Regions from separate parts of the Homo sapiens genome. Here all the other regions are linked to region 3. The links are chromatin contacts, found by Hi-C or POLR2A ChIA-PET in ENCODE. All regions are on one chromosome and are shown on one strand. Each heading gives the region's core, a stretch centred on a gene start or an enhancer-like site at or near the end of the contact. The rest is flanking DNA. Distances are from core to core; before and after follow the strand shown.

Region 1 (2,700 bases), core at 85-2,584, 2.2 Mb after region 3:
GGCATGCATCTGTAGGCTCAGCTACTCAGGAGGCTGATGCAGGAGGATCACTTGAGCCCAGGAGGTCAAGGCTGCAGTGAACCATGACTGAGCCACTGCAATCCAGCCAGGGCAACAGAGCAAGATGCTATCTCAAAAAAAAAAAAAAAAGTGCTATTAAGAGCTGAACTCTGTTCTGGGGGGAGTAGCCTTTCCTTCCCTTCTCTGAGCCTCAGTTTCCCTATATATAAAAGAAAGGAATCAGATAAGATGGCCTGAAAGGCTGCCACCAGTTCTAATGCTCTCAGGTCCTGCTCTCTGACCTACCCAGGACACATGGAACCATCATCACCTCCTTGATCCAGGCACTCTACTCCTCATAATGGAACCAAGATGGTCTTCACTTTATTTTTTTTTTCCCATTGTCCCTGTCCTTACTGCCCTCTGTGTTATGCCAACCTCCTCTGAGTTAACTGAGGCTCAGAGGCTCAAGCAGTCTTTGCCACCCTCTCCCCACTGTCCCCCCCACCCCTCACTCTCCCACCAGACTGTCTGCTCCATCCCCGTCCCAACTGCTCCCACCTGGACTCCCTGCTGCCCTTGGTTCCTACCCCACCCCTCTGTCCACTCCCCCACTCACATACCTGGCCCTCCTTCCCCCATGCAGCCCATCTACCTTCACAGGGAGGCAGCAAGACACCCCCGCCGGCCTAGGAGGGTCGAGATCCTAGGACTCTACTTTTTCCAGTCCTGGTATTTGCCTACACGCCCCAGCCTCCCACCCCCAGCGCCCCCCCCAACACACACACACCCACACACACACACACGCACGCACGCACGCAATTATAACCCCCTTAGGGACAGCCGTTGTGTCTGCTGTAGTTTAGCCTTGGATTCATCATGGCTTCGACATCGCCGGCCCTGGGCCAGTGTTCGAGAGCATGGCCCCAAACAGTTCTTGCTCTGTTCAGCTCCCCACATTGCCAAGCTGCGAGCGGGCTCTCTGTGCTTCCTGCCTTCTGTCTGCCTCGCCTGTTCTCTCCAGGTAGGCGGCTCCTCCTCCAAGCTCCCCCAGCCCTGGGCTGACCTCTGTCACCTGGATGGTGGGTGCGGGTTCTCCGGGCATGCACCTCGTTCCCCTCTTTACTCCCAGCAGTGGCTGAAACTTGTGGGTGCTTGATCGTGCTAGTTAAATGAATGAACATGTGGTGGTTACAGGCAAACCCACAATGCCACACAGGACACCGACCAACAACTGAAAACGGTGACAGCTGCCCTTACCCGCAGCTCCCCAGCGTAGCCCTCCCCCATCGCAGCCAGACCGGCTTGCCCACTGCGCAGCAAGGCGGAGCCCCGCACAGCTAAGCCCGGGCGTGGTGCTCGCGGCGCCCTCTGCTGGCCGGGCCCACGGCCTCCTCCTGCGCACGCGCGCCGCCACCCCGGGACCAGACCTAAAGGGAGAAGGCGCGATCTGGGGCCCTCCCTCCGCACCCCCTCGCCCCGAGAAGCCCCAAACCCAGGTCTTTGACCCTCATGAACATCCTTTGTCCTTCCTCTCTCCTGCTCCCCCTGCAAACATTTTAGGCATCCCTAAATGATCACCAGCCCTCGCCTGCTCTCTTAGCAGGCCTCCAGGTGGGGTTAGAATTGTCAAATGCTGGCACAGGACGAAACCCTAATAATAATAACTATGATGATGACGGCAGCTGCTGCTGAGCGGGCACTTTGTGGTTACCTTAGCAACCTTCCACCATCCAGGAAGTGCAGCCCCTTCTTTCACAGGCGGCAGCTGCAGCCAGAGGCGTGCGGGGACTTCCCAAGGTCACACAGCAAGAATCCTAAGAAACCCGGGGTGTTTCCTCTGCCTACGTGGAGCTAACCCTGCCTCCAGAAGCAGGGGCCTTGAGATGGGAGCAGAGCGATCTGGTGCCCCGGAAACCCCACCCCCACCCCCACCTTGCCCCATGCGCAGCGAACGTGGCTACATTTCCTATCGTTTGTCCAACCCATCATTTTGCCTTTGGGAAAATTGCAGGGGAGGTGGAGGCCAGAGGACAGGGAGACAAACGTTCGTGGGCATCTGCCACGAGCACATTTGCCACGCTTTGTGACAGGCCCTTTCCCGTTACACACCACACCTGCCCAGGACCGCAGCACAGAACCAGGACCCAAACCCGCCGACTCCCTCCCTAGTGCTCCTTCCTCACCCCCCACCCCCTCCCCCCTCCGCAAGTTCTCTCTTGGAAAAGGGGCCGCTGGGAAGGGGAGGAAACGCACTCACTACAGGACTCCAGGTGGGGTCCAGAGGCTCTGCCCCTGGTGCCTCTTCCCCAGCCCTAAAGCCCCCAGCCCTAGAGAGGGGACCCTCCTGCACAACATCTCCAGGGGACCGGGTACTCCACTAGGGTCGAGAAACGTTGAATAGTGCGGTGGGTGCGGGAGGCGCGCCTAGGTGCCGAAACCCGGTCTGTGCTGCCATCCTGTGGCCATTGCAGGAAGTGTGCCTGTCAGGCCGCTCTGCATTGAACCTGAAATGCCGGGTCACCCTTGGGTTGAGTGAAACCGGGCCCCATGCTGAGGCTACAAGGGACATAGAAAGGGACAAGACGCAGCCCGTGCCCTGAAAGAGCTTACAGTTCGGTAGGATGGCCTTCAAATGACATGATCCAACACTCAACTCGGCGCCAGATACCGCCCAAAATAGAAGATCGTGCAAAAGGT
Region 2 (2,700 bases), core at 172-2,671, 2.5 Mb after region 3:
GTGATCCTCCTGCCTCAGCTTCCTGAGTAGCTGGGACTACAGGCACACGCCACCACACCCAGCTCACTTTTGTATTTGTGGTAGAGACAGGGCTTCGCCATGTTGCCCAGACTGGTCTCGAACTCCTGAGCTCAAGCGATCCTCCCACCTCAGTCTCCAAAGTACTGGGATTACAGGCATGAGCCACCACACCTAGCTCTCATTCTCTACTTACGTCTACTGGGCTCCACCATACTCACCCTCAGCTCAAATATTACCCCTCTATGAACATGTCTCTAACCCATCCCAGACCCTGGCTGAATCATTCATTTGCCTGGGTTTCACACCACTTTGTCCTCATCTCCCTCACAGGCACACAGAACTTTTAATTACTAGTTAATATCACTTAAGTGGCCGTTACTTGTTTATACATCTTTCTCCCCTATTAGATAAAACTCCTTCAAGCAGGGACCATATTATTTCTTATATTTTGAATTAAACCTTTTGAGATAATCATAGATTCATATGCAGTTCATAAGAAATAAATACAAAAGAGATCCCATGTACCCTTTTCCCAGTTTCTCCCAATGGTAACATCCTTAAAAACTTTAGTACAATAACACAACCAGAAAATTGACACTGATACAATCCACTGATCTTACTCAAATATCCCCAGTTTTACATGTATGCCGTGTGTGTGTGTGTGTGTGTGCATTTGTAGTTAAAGACATCTTTTTACTATTTAAACTTTAACAATGACATTAGGACGTTTTGGAAGTAACGTAGTAAAGGCAGTTAAGCAAGCTACTTAGGGTATCGTTGGAGCCCAGAAGAAGCACCTAGTCCACTTTTGGAGGAGTGGTGATGGTGAGGGAATGGGGAAGGACGTCAGAATATGCCTTGGTCAAGGCCCGCTACTAGTAGCTGCTCAAATAACTGCGTTAAATTATGTTGAACCCAACGTTATTTTCCATGTTTTCTTATGCAAATCCTCGCATCCCTGAGTGTTCCATTATTTTCATATTTATTTGGCAGGTGGAACATTCGAGGCTGGGAGCCCTTACATGCCCCGCGAGAGGTCACGCAGTTAGGAAGTGACAGGAGCGAAGTCAGCCCAAGTCTGCTGACTCCAAGCCCAGTGCTCTCTCCCCCTAATGGCGGTACGCCGTGCACATATCCTTACCACGTATGCCTCATCCCTATTCGGAACTTTGCCTCCAACCCTCTTCCTGTTTTCTTGGCTGTCTTACAAGGGAGCCTTTTCAGGCAGCAACTCCAGAGAGAACCGCCAGAGCGTGCAACAGCAAACACTAACCAGCCCAGCCGTCAGCCACGCAATCATCACTCCCTGGCCCAGTGCGCGGCAGAACTGGCGCAAGCGCACGCCGGCAGGTTGTACCCAGAATCCGGGCCCTTGCCAGACGGGGGCGGAACCGGAAGTCGCTGTACATCTCATGGTTGCTAAGAAACGGAGCTTCCACAAACCAGATAGAGGTTCTCCAGCTTTTCTTTGATTGTCTCTGCTTTAGCGTCTCTAAATCCGGTCACCATGTCGGACCCCGAAGGCGAGACCTTGCGAAGCACCTTTCCCTCTTATATGGCCGAAGGCGAGCGGCTCTACCTGTGCGGGGAATTTTCTAAAGCCGCGCAGAGCTTCAGCAACGTGAGTCGAGCTCTCAACCTATCCATCACCCCATCACCCGTCACTTTTTTTTTTTTTTTTTTTTTTTTTTTTTGTGACGGAGTTTCGCTCTTGTTGCCTAGGCTGGAGTGCAATGGCACGATCTCGGCTCGCCGCAACCTCCGCCTCCCGGGTTCAAGTGATTCTCCTGCCTCCACCTCCCAAGTAGCTGGGACTACAGGCGCGTGCCACCATGCCCGGCTAATTATTTTGTCTTTTTAGTAGAGATGGGGGTTTCACTGTGTTGGCCAGGCTGGTCTCGAACTCCTGACCTCGTGATCCACCCGCTTCGGCCTCCCAAAGTGCTGGGATTACAGGCGTGAGCCACTGCGCCTGCCCCCTGCCCTCACCTTTTGATTGCAGATAACACTGAGGTCTTGATGATGCCTGGAGGACCCTGTTGTTTCTATTATTCACTGATTTTTGATGGACACACTGCTGTCACAGATAAGCCCTGTGGTTGGCCATTTTCTACCAGTTCCCACTTGCAATCTCCATTCTCTGCGTTAACAGTGACCTTTTCCTCCACTTTTACTTAAATGTTTCATGATTAACCGGCCTCCTTCCACAGAGCAGCCTTACCTTCCCATCATTTGCTGGCAGATTGGATGGGAGGTTGCATGCAGAAGCCTCAATGTCCCCAGCACACCGTTGCTTATAAAAGGTGGCCAGTAAGCAACATATGATTATTATTATCAATTTTGAGACAAAGTTTTGCTATGTTGCCCAGGCTGGAGTGCAGTGGCAAGATCTCAGCTCACTGCAACTTCCGCCTCCCCAGGTTCAAGCGATTTTCCTGCCTCAGCCTAGGGAGTAGTTGGGATTACAGGCATGTCCCACCACGCCTGGCTAATTTTTGTATTCTTAGTAGAGACAGGGTTTCACCATGTTGGCCAGGCTGGTGTCGAACTCCTGACCTCAAGTGATACACCTGCCTCGGCCCCCCAAAGTGCTGGGATTACTGAGGTGAGCTGCTGCACCAACCAGCAACATTATTATAGTAACCCTAGTATAAATTGCATCATCCCACCCTAAGGGGA
Region 3 (2,700 bases), core at 40-2,539:
AGCAAAGATTGGTAAGGAGACAACACCATAGGATGGAAGAGCTTGTGTTTTAGTCTCAGAAAGACATGAATTTGAATGTTGACTGTGGCACTTGTTGGACCAAATTATTCAACTTCCCTGAGGCTGGGATTCCTTTTCTATAAAACAGGGATGAAAATCTCGTGTTTTGCAGGATAATTGTGAAAATTAGAGATAATGTATGTAAAATTCTTGGCAGGTAGCACACACCCTATATGTGGGAAGCACTGTTAAAACACTCAGGGACTTGGGTTGAAATGTCCCGACATTTGTCTTTTGCTCTGTAAAAAATAATCTCAACCGGGCGCGGTGGCTCAAGCCTGTAATCCCGCCACTTTGGGAGGACCAGACGGGCAGATTGCTTCATTCTAGGAGTTCAAGACCAAGGATCGCGGATTGCTTGAGTCTAGGAGTTCGAGACTAGCCTGGGCAACATGGCGAAACCCCATCACTACGAATAATAGAAACAAATTAGCACGGCGTGGTGGCGCGACTCTATAGTTCCAAGTACTCGGCAGGATGAGGTGGGAGGATTGCTTGAGCCCAGGAGGTGGAGGCTGCAGTGAGCCGAGATCGTGCCACTGCACTCCAGTCTGGGCAAAAGAGAGAGAACTTGTCTCAAACAAACAAAAAAATGGCCCGGCGCGGCGGTTCACGCCTGTAATCCTAGCACTTTGGGAGGCCGAGGCGGGAGGATCACTTGAGGTCAGGAGGTCGAGACCAGCCTGGCCAACATGGTGAAACCCTGTCTCTACTAAAAACAAAAAAGTTAGCCGGGCGTGGTGGCGGGCGCCTGTAATCCCAGCTACTCGGGAGGCTGAGGCAGGAGAATCGCTTGAACCCAGGAGGTGGAGGTTGCAGTGAGCCGAGATCGCGCCACTAACACTCCAGGATGGGCTACAGAGCGAGACTCCGTCTCAAAGGAAAACAAAAAACAAACAAAAAAAAGTCATCCTGGTAGTTAAAAGATTTGTTAAAAAGGATGTTGAAATTATTTTGTCACGGAGCCTGGGAGTGTTTGTTTAATCAGTTACCGATAAAGTTTTGGTTAAAAAAAAAAAACTCGGTTTGTTCCGTTTCAATAAAGCTTTGCTCAAACGGGGAGCTCCGGGAGCTCATCGCGAGACTCAGGTGAAACGCGTTTCTAGTTTGGGACCTGATCTCGCGTTGTTTGATAAGCAGGGGAATGAGGTGAAAGCGAAGCACGAAACATCGCGAGAGGCTACTGGACTCTCGCGACGATTTCTGGGATTGCCCCTCCCCCCTTCCCCAAGTGCCGTTTCGGTTTAATCTAGTGTGTGACTGGGTCTGTGTGAGGGAGAGAGTGTGTGTGGTGTGGAGGTGAAACGGAGGCAAGAAAGGGGGCTACCTCAGGAGCGAGGGACAAAGGGGGCGTGAGGCACCTAGGCCGCGGCACCCCGGCGACAGGAAGCCGTCCTGAACCGGGCTACCGGGTAGGGGAAGGGCCCGCGTAGTCCTCGCAGGGCCCCAGAGCTGGAGTCGGCTCCACAGCCCCGGGCCGTCGGCTTCTCACTTCCTGGACCTCCCCGGCGCCCGGGCCTGAGGACTGGCTCGGCGGAGGGAGAAGAGGAAACAGACTTGAGCAGCTCCCCGTTGTCTCGCAACTCCACTGCCGAGGAACTCTCATTTCTTCCCTCGCTCCTTCACCCCCCACCTCATGTAGAAGGGTGCTGAGGCGTCGGGAGGGAGGAGGAGCCTGGGCTACCGTCCCTGCCCTCCCCACCCCCTTCCCGGGGCGCTTTGGTGGGCGTGGAGTTGGGGTTGGGGGGGTGGGTGGGGGTTGCTTTTTGGAGTGCTGGGGAACTTTTTTCCCTTCTTCAGGTCAGGGGAAAGGGAATGCCCAATTCAGAGAGACATGGGGGCAAGAAGGACGGGAGTGGAGGAGCTTCTGGAACTTTGCAGCCGTCATCGGGAGGCGGCAGCTCTAACAGCAGAGAGCGTCACCGCTTGGTATCGAAGCACAAGCGGCATAAGTCCAAACACTCCAAAGACATGGGGTTGGTGACCCCCGAAGCAGCATCCCTGGGCACAGTTATCAAACCTTTGGTGGAGTATGATGATATCAGCTCTGATTCCGACACCTTCTCCGATGACATGGCCTTCAAACTAGACCGAAGGGAGAACGACGAACGTCGTGGATCAGATCGGAGCGACCGCCTGCACAAACATCGTCACCACCAGCACAGGCGTTCCCGGGACTTACTAAAAGCTAAACAGACCGAAAAAGAAAAAAGCCAAGAAGTCTCCAGCAAGTCGGGATCGATGAAGGACCGGATATCGGGAAGTTCAAAGCGTTCGAATGAGGAGACTGATGACTATGGGAAGGCGCAGGTAGCCAAAAGCAGCAGCAAGGAATCCAGGTCATCCAAGCTCCACAAGGAGAAGACCAGGAAAGAACGGGAGCTGAAGTCTGGGCACAAAGACCGGAGTAAAAGTCATCGAAAAAGGGAAACACCCAAAAGTTACAAAACAGTGGACAGCCCAAAACGGAGATCCAGGAGCCCCCACAGGAAGTGGTCTGACAGCTCCAAACAAGATGATAGCCCCTCGGGAGCTTCTTATGGCCAAGATTATGACCTTAGTCCCTCACGATCTCATACCTCGAGCAATTATGACTCCTACAAGAAAAGTCCTGGAAGTACCTCGAGAAGGCAGTCGGTC
Region 4 (2,700 bases), core at 45-2,544, 2.2 Mb after region 3:
GTGAAAACCCATCTCTACTAAAAATATTTTTAAAAAACTAGCCGGGCGTGGTGGTGGATGCCTGTAACCCCAACTACTCGGGAGGCTGAGGCAGAAGAATTGCTTGAACCCAGGAGACGGAGGTTACAGTGAGCCGACACAGTGCCACTGCACTCCAGCCTCGGCGACAAAGTGAGACTCTGTCTCAAAAAAAAAATCAATTTATTGGCAATATTTAAAAATCAAGAGATTTTATGTAAACACCTGGATTTCCTGGCACTCTTGAAAAAGATCTAGCACAATGGGCTGGAGGTGAGCGGCCACTGCAGCCCGTAGTTCTTACTCCAGCCCCCAGTCCACCCCATTACATCACACTTGGCTGTTTGCACTCCTTGATCCTACTTACCTGCCTATCCCCGGAGGCCTTTGAGTCTAAAATTCCTGGTCTCTTTTCACCACTCTACTTACCCCTACAACTGAGTGTTGAAATAAATAAACTGAAAGCAAGAAAGGTTGACTGTTTTGAAGGAAATATTTCATCTAAACTCTAGGAAGGCTCTACTCCACACAAGCTGTGCCACATGAAGGACGCCCTCTGGTGCCAGAATTATTCTCGGGGGGGCCCAGAACCAGTTACTATACCTTGAACTCATGCCAATGAGCTGGGCACACTTTTTCCTTAGATGGATTAATCTAATCTAAATGAAAATTTTAGATCGGATTAACCCACTTTAGAATAAATCTAAATGGCAATCTAAATTATGCGGTTACCGTTTTGATTATATTATTGTATGTTGATTAATCAAAGTGCCGCCCTAAATCCCGCTGTGACTCCGTGGGTAGTAGGGTGGGTAGGTAGGTGGGTTTGACACAACGGGGATTTCTCGTGTTTGGGAGGCTCATCATCTAAATCCTCTCTAAGGAGTGTTCATTTACCATATGAAACTCCCCTTTTCGAGAAGACAGGGATGCAACAGGGTCAAGAAGGTGGAACGTACCAAAGGACACAGTGCGTAGGCGCGCTCGAAACCTGGGCCGGTATTCTCGGCACCCAGACACCGTCCACTCGCACTGCGCAGGCTCCGAGACAGATCAAGCTTTCCCTCCCCCTCCCAGCTCTCCTAGAGTCAAGAGGACGCCCTCCTGCCGCAGACTTCCTGCGCAAGCGCCATCCCATGTCCCCGCCTCCAAACCAATTGGAAGCGGCGCCGCCTGGGCGCTTGGGGCACGACGCTGTGGGTGGGGTCAGGACGTGAGGGCAGCGCGCTGGCGTCAGAGGCGCGGCTATATAACTAAACACAGGCACCGCCCCTCTGCCCCAGTCACTGAGCCGCCGCCGAGGATTCAGCAGCCTCCCCCTTGAGCCCCCTCGCTTCCCGACGTTCCGTTCCCCCCTGCCCGCCTTCTCCCGCCACCGCCGCCGCCGCCTTCCGCAGGCCGTTTCCACCGAGGAAAAGGAATCGTATCGTATGTCCGCTATCCAGAACCTCCACTCTTTCGGTAAGCTATGGGAAAGGTCGCGGGCCCGGGTGGGGCAGCGGGGCCTTCCGGGCCCGGAGACGTGTTCCGGGAAGTTGCCAAGCGCTCCGGGCCTTCGTAAGCTCGGGCAGGGGAAACTTGACCAGGGTCGCAGGGCAGCGGGATCAAGGCCTGGGCCCCGGGGTCGGACCCTGAGCGCGACCGGAAGGAGCAGGCGGTAGGTCAGCCCTTGGGCGGGCCCGGCGTCTCAGTGGCGCATTTACTAATGGCTCCTGGGCCTCCTCGGGCCACACCCGCCCCTCCCGTCACCATTGCGTCACGTCCGTTACGTCACCACCCGTTGTCACGGATCCGGAGGGAAAGGCGGTGCCAGCCCTAAGTGGCAAGCGGGTGCACCAATGGGGGTGGGAGGCTTAGCCCCGCCTCGGGAGCTCGGGTTCCGGCGGGTTGCATCAGCTGGGTGGGGCACCGCCTGGCAGCCCGGACTCCCCCGACATGTGATCGGCTTCCCAGGGAGGGCGGGAGGCCCGGGCGTTCCCCGAGCCTGGGGAAGCTGGCCGTCCCGGACTGACCTGCTCGGGGAGAGCCAGCAAAGGACACATTCGGCCTGGCCCAAGCCCTGACGATTTCAGTGTTGTTTTCTGCACGCGCAAAACACCTGGGGACCGAGGGGATGGCAGTGGCATCCTATCTTTGACAGCTCTGAACGAGCTTAACCTTTTTTTTCAGACCCCTTTGCTGATGCAAGTAAGGGTGATGACCTGCTTCCTGCTGGCACTGAGGATTATATCCATATAAGAATTCAACAGAGAAACGGCAGGAAGACCCTTACTACTGTCCAAGGGATCGCTGATGATTACGATAAAAAGAAACTAGTGAAGGCGTTTAAGAAAGTAGGTCTTCAGTGAGATTTTGGGAAAGTCATAATGGATTTGTCCACAAGGGGGTGCCAGCTGTGTTGTATGTATTGTTAGCGGAAGGGGTGATAAATGCGTTCATGCTCTTGCTAGGCCTAATTCGTTTTCCTTTGTGCTTGCAGAAGTTTGCCTGCAATGGTACTGTAATTGAGCATCCGGAATATGGAGAAGTAATTCAGCTACAGGGTGACCAACGCAAGAACATATGCCAGTTCCTCGTAGAGGTGAGTTCAGTCACTACTTGATTTGTGCCTCTCTGCTGGCAAATCTCAGATCCTGTCTGTTAGCTTCTGCTGGGGACATAAAAGTTGGCTTTGTAAGGCTG

Evidence for each region. Hi-C counts contacts between places; a loop is a spot of excess contacts on that map. ChIA-PET counts read pairs that join two places held with the same protein, here RNA polymerase II (POLR2A). Pooled maps may share reads with other maps.
Region 1: a pooled map shows a loop between it and region 3 (5-fold over the local background). The contact joins the enhancer-like site here to the promoter of CDK12 in region 3. A Hi-C loop is called at or near these places in 3 of 50 pooled maps. POLR2A ChIA-PET finds 5 or more read pairs at or near these places in 2 of 52 experiments (GM12878 and naive thymus-derived CD4-positive, alpha-beta T cell).
Region 2: a loop to region 3 is called in a pooled map, with 2.3 times the contacts of the local background. The contact joins the promoter of ODAD4 here to the promoter of CDK12 in region 3. A Hi-C loop is called at or near these places in 1 of 50 pooled maps. POLR2A ChIA-PET finds 5 or more read pairs at or near these places in 3 of 52 experiments (A549, OCI-LY7 and activated CD4-positive, alpha-beta T cell).
Region 4: a loop to region 3 is called in a map with no recorded cell type, with 20 times the contacts of the local background. The contact joins the promoter of EIF1 here to the promoter of CDK12 in region 3. A Hi-C loop is called at or near these places in 1 of 37 single-sample maps with no recorded cell type and 7 of 50 pooled maps. POLR2A ChIA-PET finds 5 or more read pairs at or near these places in 2 of 52 experiments (GM10248 and activated T-cell).

The regions. Positions count from the first base shown.
Region 1 is chr17:41,664,702-41,667,401 of GRCh38, forward strand. No RefSeq gene overlaps it. Among named protein-coding and RNA genes, the nearest start is that of EIF1, 23 kb to the right of the region's middle. RefSeq lists enhancers at 492-1,011, 1,012-1,529, 1,050-1,139, 1,560-1,689, 2,560-2,700 and a silencer at 1,260-1,499. Within about 2 kb of position 1,335, at least 39 of the 41 ENCODE cell types and tissues checked have a DNase peak (open chromatin) inside an H3K27ac peak, as active enhancers do; they include GM12878, where a contact is called at or near this core.
Region 2 is chr17:41,929,196-41,931,895 of GRCh38, forward strand. ODAD4 (outer dynein arm docking complex subunit 4) reads left to right here and starts at 1,422. Exons shown (of 12, transcript NM_031421.5): 1 at 1,422-1,642. The coding sequence starts at 1,529. It also overlaps a transcript of ACLY not described here. RefSeq lists enhancers at 545-1,448, 1,161-1,250, 1,431-1,530.
Region 3 is chr17:39,460,197-39,462,896 of GRCh38, forward strand. It overlaps CDK12 (cyclin dependent kinase 12), which reads left to right and starts at 1,290. Exons shown (of 14, transcript NM_016507.4): 1 at 1,290-2,700. The coding sequence starts at 1,876. RefSeq lists enhancers at 1,067-1,991, 1,352-1,401, 1,492-1,551, 1,717-2,700, 1,942-2,071.
Region 4 is chr17:41,687,591-41,690,290 of GRCh38, forward strand. EIF1 (eukaryotic translation initiation factor 1) reads left to right here and starts at 1,295. Exons shown (of 4, transcript NM_005801.4): 1 at 1,295-1,479; 2 at 2,188-2,351; 3 at 2,498-2,599. The coding sequence starts at 1,449. RefSeq lists enhancers at 996-1,904, 1,890-1,979, 1,905-2,700 and a silencer at 1,120-1,509.